Regions from separate parts of the Homo sapiens genome. Here region 1 is linked to region 2. Evidence: chromatin contacts called from ENCODE Hi-C or POLR2A ChIA-PET data. All regions are on one chromosome and are shown on one strand. The core of a region is the stretch at or near the end of the contact, and the rest is flanking DNA. Distances in the headings are between cores, read along the strand shown. Region 1 overlaps PRTFDC1 (phosphoribosyl transferase domain containing 1). Region 2 overlaps ARHGAP21 (Rho GTPase activating protein 21).

Region 1 (5,518 bases), core at 2,864-5,363, 200 kb before region 2:
GCAATGAGAAAGCATTGAGAAAGCAATGTCTATAGTTGCCCAAGATTACAGGAGGAAGCCTGATCTGGGATGGAAGGAGCACGCCATGCATGGGAGGTGACAGGACCAGATCTACAAAGAACAGCCTGGACATCCTATCATTTGCAACATGGATGGCACTGGAGGACACTCTGTGAAGTGAAACAAGCCAGGCACAGAAAGACAAACTTTGCATGTTCTCACTTATTGGTGGGAGCTAAAAATTAAAACAATTGAACTCATGGAGATAGAGAGTAGAAGGATGGTTACCAGAGGCTGGGAAGGGGAGTGGTGAGAGGAGGGAGCGGGGATTGCAAATGGGTACAAAAAATAATTAGAAAGAATGAATGAGACCTCAAAATATTATTAAATAAGTAATCAATAACTACTAGTTCCTCTAGGTGATTAAATTAATAGATAACTGATGGAATACAGTTGATAAAAGGAAGAGACTTGTGGTTTCCAGCTTGGGCATATGATGGATAATGTGCCATCACTGAGATAAGGAAGAGAAGAGAAAGAAACCATCCAGCAGGAAAGATAAAGATGGCAGACAAGACACTTTTAAAAAATTTCTTGGCTTGGCAAGGTGGCTCACCCTTGTAATCCCAACACTTTGGGAGGCCGAGGCAGGTGGATCAAAAGGTCAGGAGACCTTTTGGCCAACATGGCAAAACCCTGTCTCTACTAAAAATACAAAAATTAGCTGGAAGTGGTGGCACGTGCCTGCAATCCCAGCTACTCGGGAGACTGAGGCAGAAGAATTGCTTGAACCAGGGAGTCGGAGGTTGCAGTGAGCCGAGATCGTGTCACTGCACTCCATCCTGGCGACAGAGTGAGACTGTCTAAAAAAAAAAAAAAAAAAAAAAAAAATTCTTGAGACAGGGTTTCACTATGTTGCCCAGGCTAAAGGGCAGTGGCATGGTCTCGACTCACTGTAGTCTCAATCTCCCAGGCTCAAGCAATCCGCCCACCTCTGACTCCTAAGTAGCTGGGACTACAGGTGCACACCACTGTGCCTGGCTAATTTTTTTTTTTTTTGTACTTCTAGACACAAAGGGTCTTCATGTTGTCCAGGCTGGTTTAAAACTCCTGCGCTCAAGTGATCCACCCACCTCGGCCTTCCAAAGTGCTGGGATTACAGGCATGTGACACCACACCTGGCTAGCATAGACTTTTGTACATAATGACTTGAAGGACCCATGGCACACCCATGTGGAGACTTCCAGCAGGACATTAGGAAGATGAACCTTGGTACTGTAGAGATATCTTGATAAGAGATAAAAGTGAAAGGAGGAGTCGTTGGCATAAGGTGGAAATTGACACTATGGAAGGGATTGACTAGGGAATATGAAATGGGGTTGAAGGTGGAGGATAGAATTTGGGATGAAATCCACAGAAGGTGTCAGGCTGGTGAAGAGGGGCACATGGACAGGATCAGTAGCATAGGTAAAGGAACAAATAAGAGTGGTCTCTCTAAACCATGGCTTAGTCTCTTTTCCAGGATTCTTAGAGATCCCTAGAAGTTCAGATGTATTCTTAAGGTGTTTCTAGAAGAGAAGGCTCTGGAACCTTAAGTCAGGGAGCCAGGTGATCCAAGAGGTGGCATTGAAGGTGACAAGTTCACGGGGCTGAAGTGTCCCCAGGCTTCCATGTAGCAGACTTGCCTGCCTCCCTGACATGCTGTCCCAAAGACTAGCACACCTACTCGAAGACTTGCAGGAGCCCTTTCGTACTTTACACCTGATGGAAATGCATGATTGTGCAGATGTCTTTGAGGGGGGACATCTCAATAAAGATATACATTAATGTGACCTGCTCCTCACAAGTGGGTCATTCCCACAGACTAGCTTTTGTCAGCTTCATAATAAGAATATTTGCAAGTCTGAGATTCCTTGTGTGTGTGTGTGTGTGTGTGTGTGTGTGTGTATTACATTTTAGATGAAAGAGAATCTTAGTGGTATAAATGTGCAGCCCACTCAGGGCCGGTACTGAAACAACTCCCTTTGTTCCCATCAGATAAATTTCATCCACACAAGCTACCTCTGTTAAATTTTAGTGCTTTACAGTTTAGTTAGCCCAAAGAAAGACTAAAATTTTCAGTTTACAGTTTAGAAAGAATAGAACAAGGCCAAGAAGGAATAAAGTGATACTTTTTTTCTCAGTGACCCTCTTCAAATACAGTTCTTAGAATAGAACTCCAGCTCGGTGCAGTAGCTCACAGCTGTAATCCCAGCCCTTTGCGAGGCTGAGGCAGGAGAATCACTTGAGCCCAGAAGTTTGAGACCAGCCTGGGGAGGTTAGCAAGACCCAGCCCTATAAATTAATAATAATAATAATAATAATAAATTAGCTGGGTGTGTGGTTGTGTTCGCTTGTAGTCCCAGCTACTTGGGAGGCTGAAGAGAAGATCACTGGAGCCCAGGAGCACTGCACTACAGCCTAGATGACAGAGCAAGACCCTGTCTCAAAAAAAAAAAAAAGAATACAACTTCATCCTGAGAAGGAGTGGATACACAAAATGAAGAGAATATCAAACCAGAAGACCAGCTCCTACTCCTGGCTCTGCCCAAGCCAGCTGTGAGACCTCTCTAGACTTCAGTACTCTCTGGGACTTCGTTTTCCATAAATAGTGTAGGATGATTGTATTAAAATAGAAGCTTCTTAGGAACTAGGGCTGTGCCTATTAATTTCTTCCTATACTTGGCACCTTTTAAAAACTTTGAATTGAAGTGCAATATACATTCAGAAAAGTGTCCACATCATGAATGTTCAGCTTAATGAATTTTCCACCAAGCGAACAACCTTGTGTATAATCATTACCAGTTAACAAATAGAACATTACCAATCGTTGGCTTTATTAGTCTTCACTTTATAGGGGATGCCTAATAAATAATTTACTTAGTAAATGCACCTTAGTAAAAGGTGCAAACATGTTTTCTCACAACAATCCCTATATTTTCTTTTTTCTTACTTTTTTTCTTGAGATGCAGTTTCACTCCTGTCACCCAGGCTGGAGCGCTCACGATCTCAGGCACGATCTCAGCTCACTGCAACCTCTGCCTCCCAGGTTCAAGTGATTCTCCTGTCTCAGCCTCCTGAATAGCTGGGATTACAGGTGCCTGCCACCACACCCAGCTAATTTTTTGTATCTTTAGTAGAGATGGGGTTTCACTATGTTGGCCAGGCTAGTCTCGAACTCGTGACCTCAGGTGATCCACCCGCCTTGGCCTCCCAAAGTGCTGGGATTACAGGCATGAGCCACTGCATCTGGCCCCTATATTTTCTTATTAAATTCACAGGAGAAAACTTGAGCCAAATAATCTAACTCAGTCTTTCACGACCTTCTTAAAATCAGCAGATATTTGACAAAAGAATAAATGAATAAATATCCAAACCAATAATTATGTCAGAGTATCAAGGCAATGAGGAAGAAGGAAATCTAACTGTAATCTTGTTAGAGTCCATTTTACTTTCCTTCTTGTTACCTTGTCACTGGGTGATGAGAAAAGACAGTTCTCTGAATTTGTCATTCTCTTTGCTCTAAGTTTGAAGAAAAATATAAAAGTCAACTTTCTCTGGAGCACCTAGAAAAATCGCCTTTCCTAAGACAGTTTGCACTGCAATGGAATTTATGAGGAGGAGATTCTAGTCTTGGTTCTGATGTACTCCACCAAACCACCAGATCTTGGACAGAAGTTGACTGGGTCTTTCCTTTGCAAAAGGCCTGAACTACACATTTCCTAGAATTCATTCCTGCTCAAGGTTCCAATGACATGCACCTTTTCAAGATGATCAACTGTACTGAAGGTTACAGTCTGTGGCCCTGGAGCAGATAAAAATAAAGTGGGGCCCTGTAATAGTGAGTCATTGGCATCCGTCCACAGCTCTATGAGTTGGCCAAACTAACCAGGCAGAGATTAATGCCTAACTAGAATGTGGATTGCTGCTTTGCAAAAGAGCAGTTGGAAGATTAAGGAGAAAAAAAAAAAATCCTGGATAATCACCTCCCTCCTCCATCCAGCAATGAGGCAGCTTTGATGAGTAATCCATTGATTGCTATGAGCCATCAGTTTCCTTCTTTCCCTCCCTTTGCTGCAGCAGTTTTCACTGCCAGTAACCACTGCAGCTGTGCAGGGATCGTCACCAGGACACACCCCTTCACTCTGTTCTCCACCACCTCCTAACAACCAACCACGCCTTAGATAAAGGGTGCAGGAATTGCAGCAAGGGGCTTTGGCCCTTGTGGGTGGATACCTGTGGCAGTCACCGTGCATTTAGACCATCTGTGGTTGGGGAGTTGGCTGTTCATGCATGTTCTGGAAGAGAAATTCACTGCAAATGCAGAGTGAGCCAACACAACAGTAAGAGATTCTCTGCATGACTAGTATAAAATCATGTGAAAGATTAGAAATGAAGTCGCTTTGTTTCAGCCTCTATTTATCTATTTACTTACTTATTTGAGACTGGGTCTTTCTTTGTCACCCAGGATGGAGTGCAGTGGCGAAATCACAGCTCACTGCAGCCTCCTCCTACCAGGCTCAAGCGATCCTTTCGCCTCAGCCTCCTGAGTAGCTGGGACTACAGACATGTACCACTATGCCTGGCCAATTTTTTTTTTAACTTTCTGTAGAGACAGAGTCTTGCTATGTTGCCCAGGCTGGTTTCACACTGCTGGACTCAAGCAATTCTCTCGCTTTGGCCTCCCAAAGTGCTGGGATTACATTCCTGTTTCAGCCTTTAAAATAAAAAACATTTTAGGGTATGTTAGTAAGTGAGGTGGTGGTGGTCATTTCTCTTTAAATGAGACTTTCCATCTATAATTTCTATTTTTATTACACTCTCTCAGGCCTGCTGGGTTCCTTCACCCTTAATTGCTGACATTCTGCCAACAAAGAAACACCCACTTAGTTTCTTTCTTACATAGTTGCAAGTTCCTTTTTTCTTATTGACTTGATGTTACCCTGCTCTGCCATTCAAAAAACAAGAAACAAGAGCATGATCTGGCCATGTGAGAAACAGAGGAATTATAATTGTGGCTTGTGATACACATACATATAGGAACCAAGACACAATTTTCTGTTAGATTTGTAATGATGTCTGAAGCATATGATTCTGAAAAATTCGAGAAAACTAGACACATTTCCGATGCTATAATATGATTCTGAGTTGTACTTGCTTTGTACTTTGACAGTTTCAGGTTCCATATTCAGACCCACAAATTTCAAAATCTAATTGCAAACACCTGTTAGCGACAAGTTACCACAAAATAGTCTCCTTTCGTAGGGTCATGCCTGGGAAACAGAGCTCTTCCTTTTTAGGTACAAGCTTTATGCATAGATTTTTATTTATATAAAATGTTCGGCCCAAGTCTTTGTAAACAGTACTTACCCAGGTTATTTATTTTTTAATTCTAAATATAAACATGTACAAAATGTAGGAACTAAAATTTCCAAACTAACTGGCTTGCAAACAATATTATATAGATTTGTTGATTTGG
Region 2 (5,178 bases), core at 1,800-4,299:
AGCCTGCAGTGCAGTGACATGAACATGGCTTACTGTAGCCTCGACCTGCTGGCCTCAAGCAGTCTTTCTGTCCAGTCTCCTGAGTAGCTGGGACTACAGGCATGCACCATCACACCTGGCTAATTTTTAAATTTTTTTTGTAGAGATGAGGTCTCACTGTTTTGCCTGAGCTGGTCTTGAACTCCTGAGCTCAAGCTGTCCTGTCGTCTCAGCCTCCCAAAGTGCGGGGATTACAGGCATGAGACGCAGTGCCCGCCCCCTTTTCCAGTTTTGGTATCAGGGTGATACTGGCCTCATAGAATGAGTTAGGGAGAATTCCTTATTCCTTGATTTCTTAGAACAGTTTCAGGAGGATTGGTATTAGTTCTTTTTAGTTCTTTGTATGTTTGATAGAATTTGGCTGTGAATCCATCTAGTCCTGAGCTTTCTTTGTTGGGAGATTTTTTTAAATTACTGATTGAGCCTTGCTACTTGTTATTGATGTGTTCAGGTTTTCTATTTCTTCTTGGTTCAACCTTGAGTGGTTGTATGTTTCTAGGAATTTATCCATTTCCTCTAGGTTTTCTAGTTTGTGAGCATAATTGCTGTTCATAATAGTTTTTGATGATCGTTTGTATTTCTGTGGTATCAGTTGTAACGTCTCCTTTTTCATATCTGATTTTTTTATTTGGGTCTTCTCTCTTTTCTTTGTTACAACCTCTATGGAAAACTGTGTGGAGATTTCTTAAAGAAGTAAAAATGGAACTACCATTTGACCTAGGAATCTACTCAAAGGAAAAGAAATCCACTTATCAAAAAGATATCTGCTCTTGTATGTTTGTTGCAGCACTATTCACAGTAGCAAAGATATGGAATCAACCTAAGTGTCCATCAGTGGAGGAATAGACAAAGACAATGTGGTATATTTGGAATGGAAGACTATTCATGGAATACTATTCAGCCATAAGAAAGAATGAAATTATATCTTTTGCAGCAATGTGGATGGAACTGGAGGACATTATCTTAAGTGAAACAAACCAAGCACAGAAAGTTGAATATTGCATGTTCTCGCTCATAAGTGGGTGCTAAAAATTTGTACACATGGGTGTAGAGAGTGGAAGGATAGACAATGGAGACTCAGAAGGGTGACAGAGTGGGAGCAGGTGAATGACGATAAATTAGTTAATGGGTACAGTGTGTGTTATTTGGGTGATAAATATACGAAAAGCCAACTTGACCACTACACTATCTATGCAGATAACAAAATTGCATATGATACCCCATAAATTTGTACAAATAATAATAATAGAGTTGAGCCATGGGATCAGCCAGTATTCAAGAATTAGCCAGGAAATCAAGAATTTTGGTTGGTCTAGCAAGTCAGTTAGGCAGAGTTCAATTAAGCCAGCATCTATGGTAATTATAGTTTTGGGAGTTGATGAGGTCATTGAGGGAGGGAAGAGGGTCAAAGTCCAGAATCTGAGGAACACCACCAATTAAGGGACGGACAGAGGCCGACAAACCAGCCACCAAGGCGAACTAGTTAGAAACAAGCTTTTCAGTAGCCTCAGTTTTCAGATTTTGAGGACTTTGAATTTGATCTTTATATTTAGCCTTTGGCAAGCTTCCAGCAGCAGCATTGTTTAACCTAGCTTCTCTCAAATTTATTTTGCTATTGAAGACTTTTTTTTACTTAACTGTAGTTTATATTCTGCATCCTATAAAACAAGTAGGAACATACTTGGGAAACACTGCTGTATACAGGCAGAAAGGAGCAACAGAAGGAATTTATAGAGTAGTCATATGATTAGCTTTTAGTTTAAAAGGTGCTTTTGTTAGTCCTGAACAGACAAGATTCCAGAGAGGGGTGACAGGATGTTTGGGAGACCAACTAGATGCCCTGTGATAATCCAGGAGAAAGTTGATGGGGGTCTGAATTTAGGCAGTGCCGGTGGAGTGGAAAAAGGACAGTTCATTATATGTTTTGGGAGAAGTGACATGATTTGGTAGCTAGATATGAGAGGTAAGGAAGGAGGAGTCTAAGATGACTCTGGTTTCTGTTTGGGTGACTAGGGGGATGAGTTGTACAGCCACTATGCAGATTAGGGAATAGAGGAGGTCGTGCAAGTTTGGAGGGAAGGTGATGAATTCAGTTTTGGACATGTAGTATGTAGGTGTATGTGCTTAGCAAGTGTTTAGTCACGCAGATTTGGAGCTTGGGAGAAAGGGTGGTGTTGAAGAGGGCTTTAGAAATAATTCATAGTTAAAATCACAGGTTGAGGTGACTTCACCTATGGAAGTGTAAGAAATTAGAGGGAGGTCAAGGATAGAATTCTGATTTAGACAGAAAGGGGTGATCATCTTGAAACTATTAATCATTTATTAGATATCTGTTAGACACTGTTTTAAGCATGTTACAGATGTTATTTCAGATTAAACCTCGTGAAGGTATGTCTCCATCTTACAAATGAATGATTTGAAGCTTAAAGGATAAGTCTTTAGCCTCCTTGGTCATACATCTGTCTTATTAAGATCTAGGCTTTTCTCACATTGCTACATTGCCTTTTGCAAAGAAGTAATAGTTAAAGAAGTAGTAAGAGAACAAAGAGACTGGAACTGTGGTACCCAGGATGAGAGCCATTGAAGGAGTTGTTAGCTCTGTGTGGCGCTACTGAGAGGTTAAGAAAGGACGGAGTACCCTTTGGTACCCTTGGGATCAAGTCAGTGTGAGCGTCATTGATGATGGCACAGCCTTGTGTTGGAATTTGTTTGCTGTGGACCGGAGCCAGCATAGTTGATTGATTTATATACCACCTCCCCAGGTTGTGTTTTCATTGAATGACTAAAGATGCCCAGAAAAGAAGGAAAAAGCAATAACCTTTTACAAATTAAATAATGTTAAATACTCAGTAAGAATTTTATGAAAACTTTCCTTCATGATCTAATAATTTAAATGTACTGGTGGGAACTACATTTGGGAAGATGATGTCGTTCTGCCAGTTAGCTATTGCTGCTTAGACAGGAAAGGGAGGGGAAGATCTTATTTGTGGACCACATCACTGCAGAGCTCTCGTAACCCCGCTGCTCTGCTGACAGAAGCTGAGTCAGAGAAGAGATGCAGACTGTGCTATAGGCAGTCATGGCCCAGTTCAGGATTTTAGACTGCATGATCAACCACAATTGGAGTTTGTTGTGCAATCTGTATTGTGCATGGAGTGGTCAGGTTTGTTTCATAAGTGTGTATGTATATATTTGCTTTTTAATTCAAAACTGCTATGATGTATAAAGCAAAAGTAAATCAGGATATAAAAACACTGTCTTCTTGTAAGAGTAGGAAAGTAATCTTTTAGAATTTTTTTTTTGTCAAAATACCTGTTTAATGTGATAAATCTAATGATCTGAATTACTTTAAAAGAATTAAGTTAATTCTTAAGTAGCACAGATGAGACTATTTGCAGAGCTTTAAGTGGTGGAGGAGGGGAAGTTAGAATGAATTACTTAAAAGTGGCCAACAATTAAAGCAATATAATTGTAACATAAATGTTACATATTTTTGAAGGCATCTGACATTGTATTTATTAGAAAGTAGGCAAGATTTTGGAGTGAGTTGCTTTTTAGCTAGTTTTTCAGTTTTAGTGAAATATGGTTCTTGAGTTCTTTCACAGTGGGATTAAATGGAAGTACTTTTTAAAACTTTTTTGATTACTAGTCTGTTTAGAAAATGGTTATTTTGCAATAGAGAAAATCTGCTAGGTTAGCTATTGTCTGCTTTTGAGTGTTCTTCCCTAAGAAGCAAAAGCTCTTATTTTTCCCTTTATCCCTCGATCAACATTGTTATTATCAGACCTTTGTTGTTAATCGTAGATAATATTGTACAAATTCAGCATAATGGCTTCTTTTACAGAATAGAAAGCAACGTGAATGATAGCTTTTGTTCCAGTTATCAGTGAATCTTTAAAAACTATGAATTATTTACCTCGTAGGTTATTCATCACTTTGTGGGTATTTGTCTTCCTTACTAAAAACAAGTTATTTAATATTGTTTGAAATTTAAAAGGAAAACAGTTGAAAATGTAATTGAAAGCAATGAATGATAAATAAAGCACACTGACCATGCTTGCCCCAGCCCCAACCATTTCTCAGTTCTTCCATAACTGTGATGTGAGCTTCTTCGTTTATGATATGGAATTAGTTCCCAGTGGTACTTTGGGGTGTCCAATACTTTTCTTTATGTACTGTTTTCTCTATTCTGGAATGGTGAAAAAATATTTTCATAGTTTAGGCTGGGCATAATAGACTAATGTATCAGAGAAATCAGAGATGGAGAAGGTCATTTAGTCTCTGTTTGTTTCACCGTAAGATTGATCCCTCAATGCACTTTCTAGTCTGTGCCTAATGGATTTACATTACCGTAAAAAATATGGATTTTGAATGGCTGCTAAGAGGATAAAAGAAGATAGATACTGGAATTATCTTAACATGTAAAATTCATAATACCAGGAGCCTAACGAAGCTGAAACTTAAAATTTTTTAGCGTTTAGTGACTAGTTTACAGCAATTACTAAACTCATTAGTTAGTCTCATCATCAGAAAACTTTCTAGTTTGAGGTCTGAGACCTTTTTAAGACGTCTTCATTCTGGGTAATCCCAAAGGAATTTAATTTGAGTTGCAATAGAATCTAGGGGTGCATTGATCCAGTAAGCCAGCGATATCAAAAGTGCTTTTTTGGATGTGCCTTGGCCTGGGGTTTTTTGCTAGGATTGTTGTTGCTACCATCCTTGTGGTTTAGGTCTGATAATCAGCCATTTAGTTGCCAATGTCTCTGAGAAGAAGAGTTTTTAGGCCAGGCATAATGGCTCATGCCTGTAATACCAGCACCTTGGGAGGATCACTTGAGCCCAGGAGTTCGAGAGCAGCCTGGCCAACATGGAGAAACCCTATCTCTACCAAAAATAGAAAAATTACCACCAGACGCGGTGGCTCACACCTGTAATCCTAGCACTTTGGGAGGCCAAGGTGGGCAGATTGCCTGATCTCAGGAGTTCGAGACCAGCCTGGGCAACATGGCAAAACCCTGTCTCTACTAAAAATACAAAAAAAATTAGCCAGGCGTGGTGGCATGTGCCTAATAATCCCAGCTGCTTGGGAGGCTGAGGCATGAGAATCGCTTGAACCTGGGAGGCGGAGGTTGCAGTGAG

Evidence for each region. Hi-C counts contacts between places; a loop is a spot of excess contacts on that map. ChIA-PET counts read pairs that join two places held with the same protein, here RNA polymerase II (POLR2A). Pooled maps may share reads with other maps.
Region 1: a loop to region 2 is called in a pooled map, with 8 times the contacts of the local background. The contact joins two enhancer-like sites. A Hi-C loop is called at or near these places in 1 of 168 maps with a recorded cell type or tissue (Calu3) and 7 of 50 pooled maps. POLR2A ChIA-PET finds 5 or more read pairs at or near these places in 3 of 52 experiments (CD4-positive, alpha-beta T cell, GM12878 and activated naive CD4-positive, alpha-beta T cell).

Annotation. Positions count from the first base shown.
Region 1 is chr10:24,900,691-24,906,208 of GRCh38, reverse strand. The region is part of intron 3 of PRTFDC1 (phosphoribosyl transferase domain containing 1); the gene reads left to right. Among named protein-coding and RNA genes, the nearest start is that of PRTFDC1, 49 kb to the left of the region's middle. Within about 2 kb of position 4,113, at least 19 of the 41 ENCODE cell types and tissues checked have a DNase peak (open chromatin) inside an H3K27ac peak, as active enhancers do.
Region 2 is chr10:24,704,536-24,709,713 of GRCh38, reverse strand. The region is part of intron 2 of ARHGAP21 (Rho GTPase activating protein 21); the gene reads left to right. Among named protein-coding and RNA genes, the nearest start is that of ARHGAP21, 17 kb to the left of the region's middle. Within about 2 kb of position 3,049, at least 3 of the 41 ENCODE cell types and tissues checked have a DNase peak (open chromatin) inside an H3K27ac peak, as active enhancers do.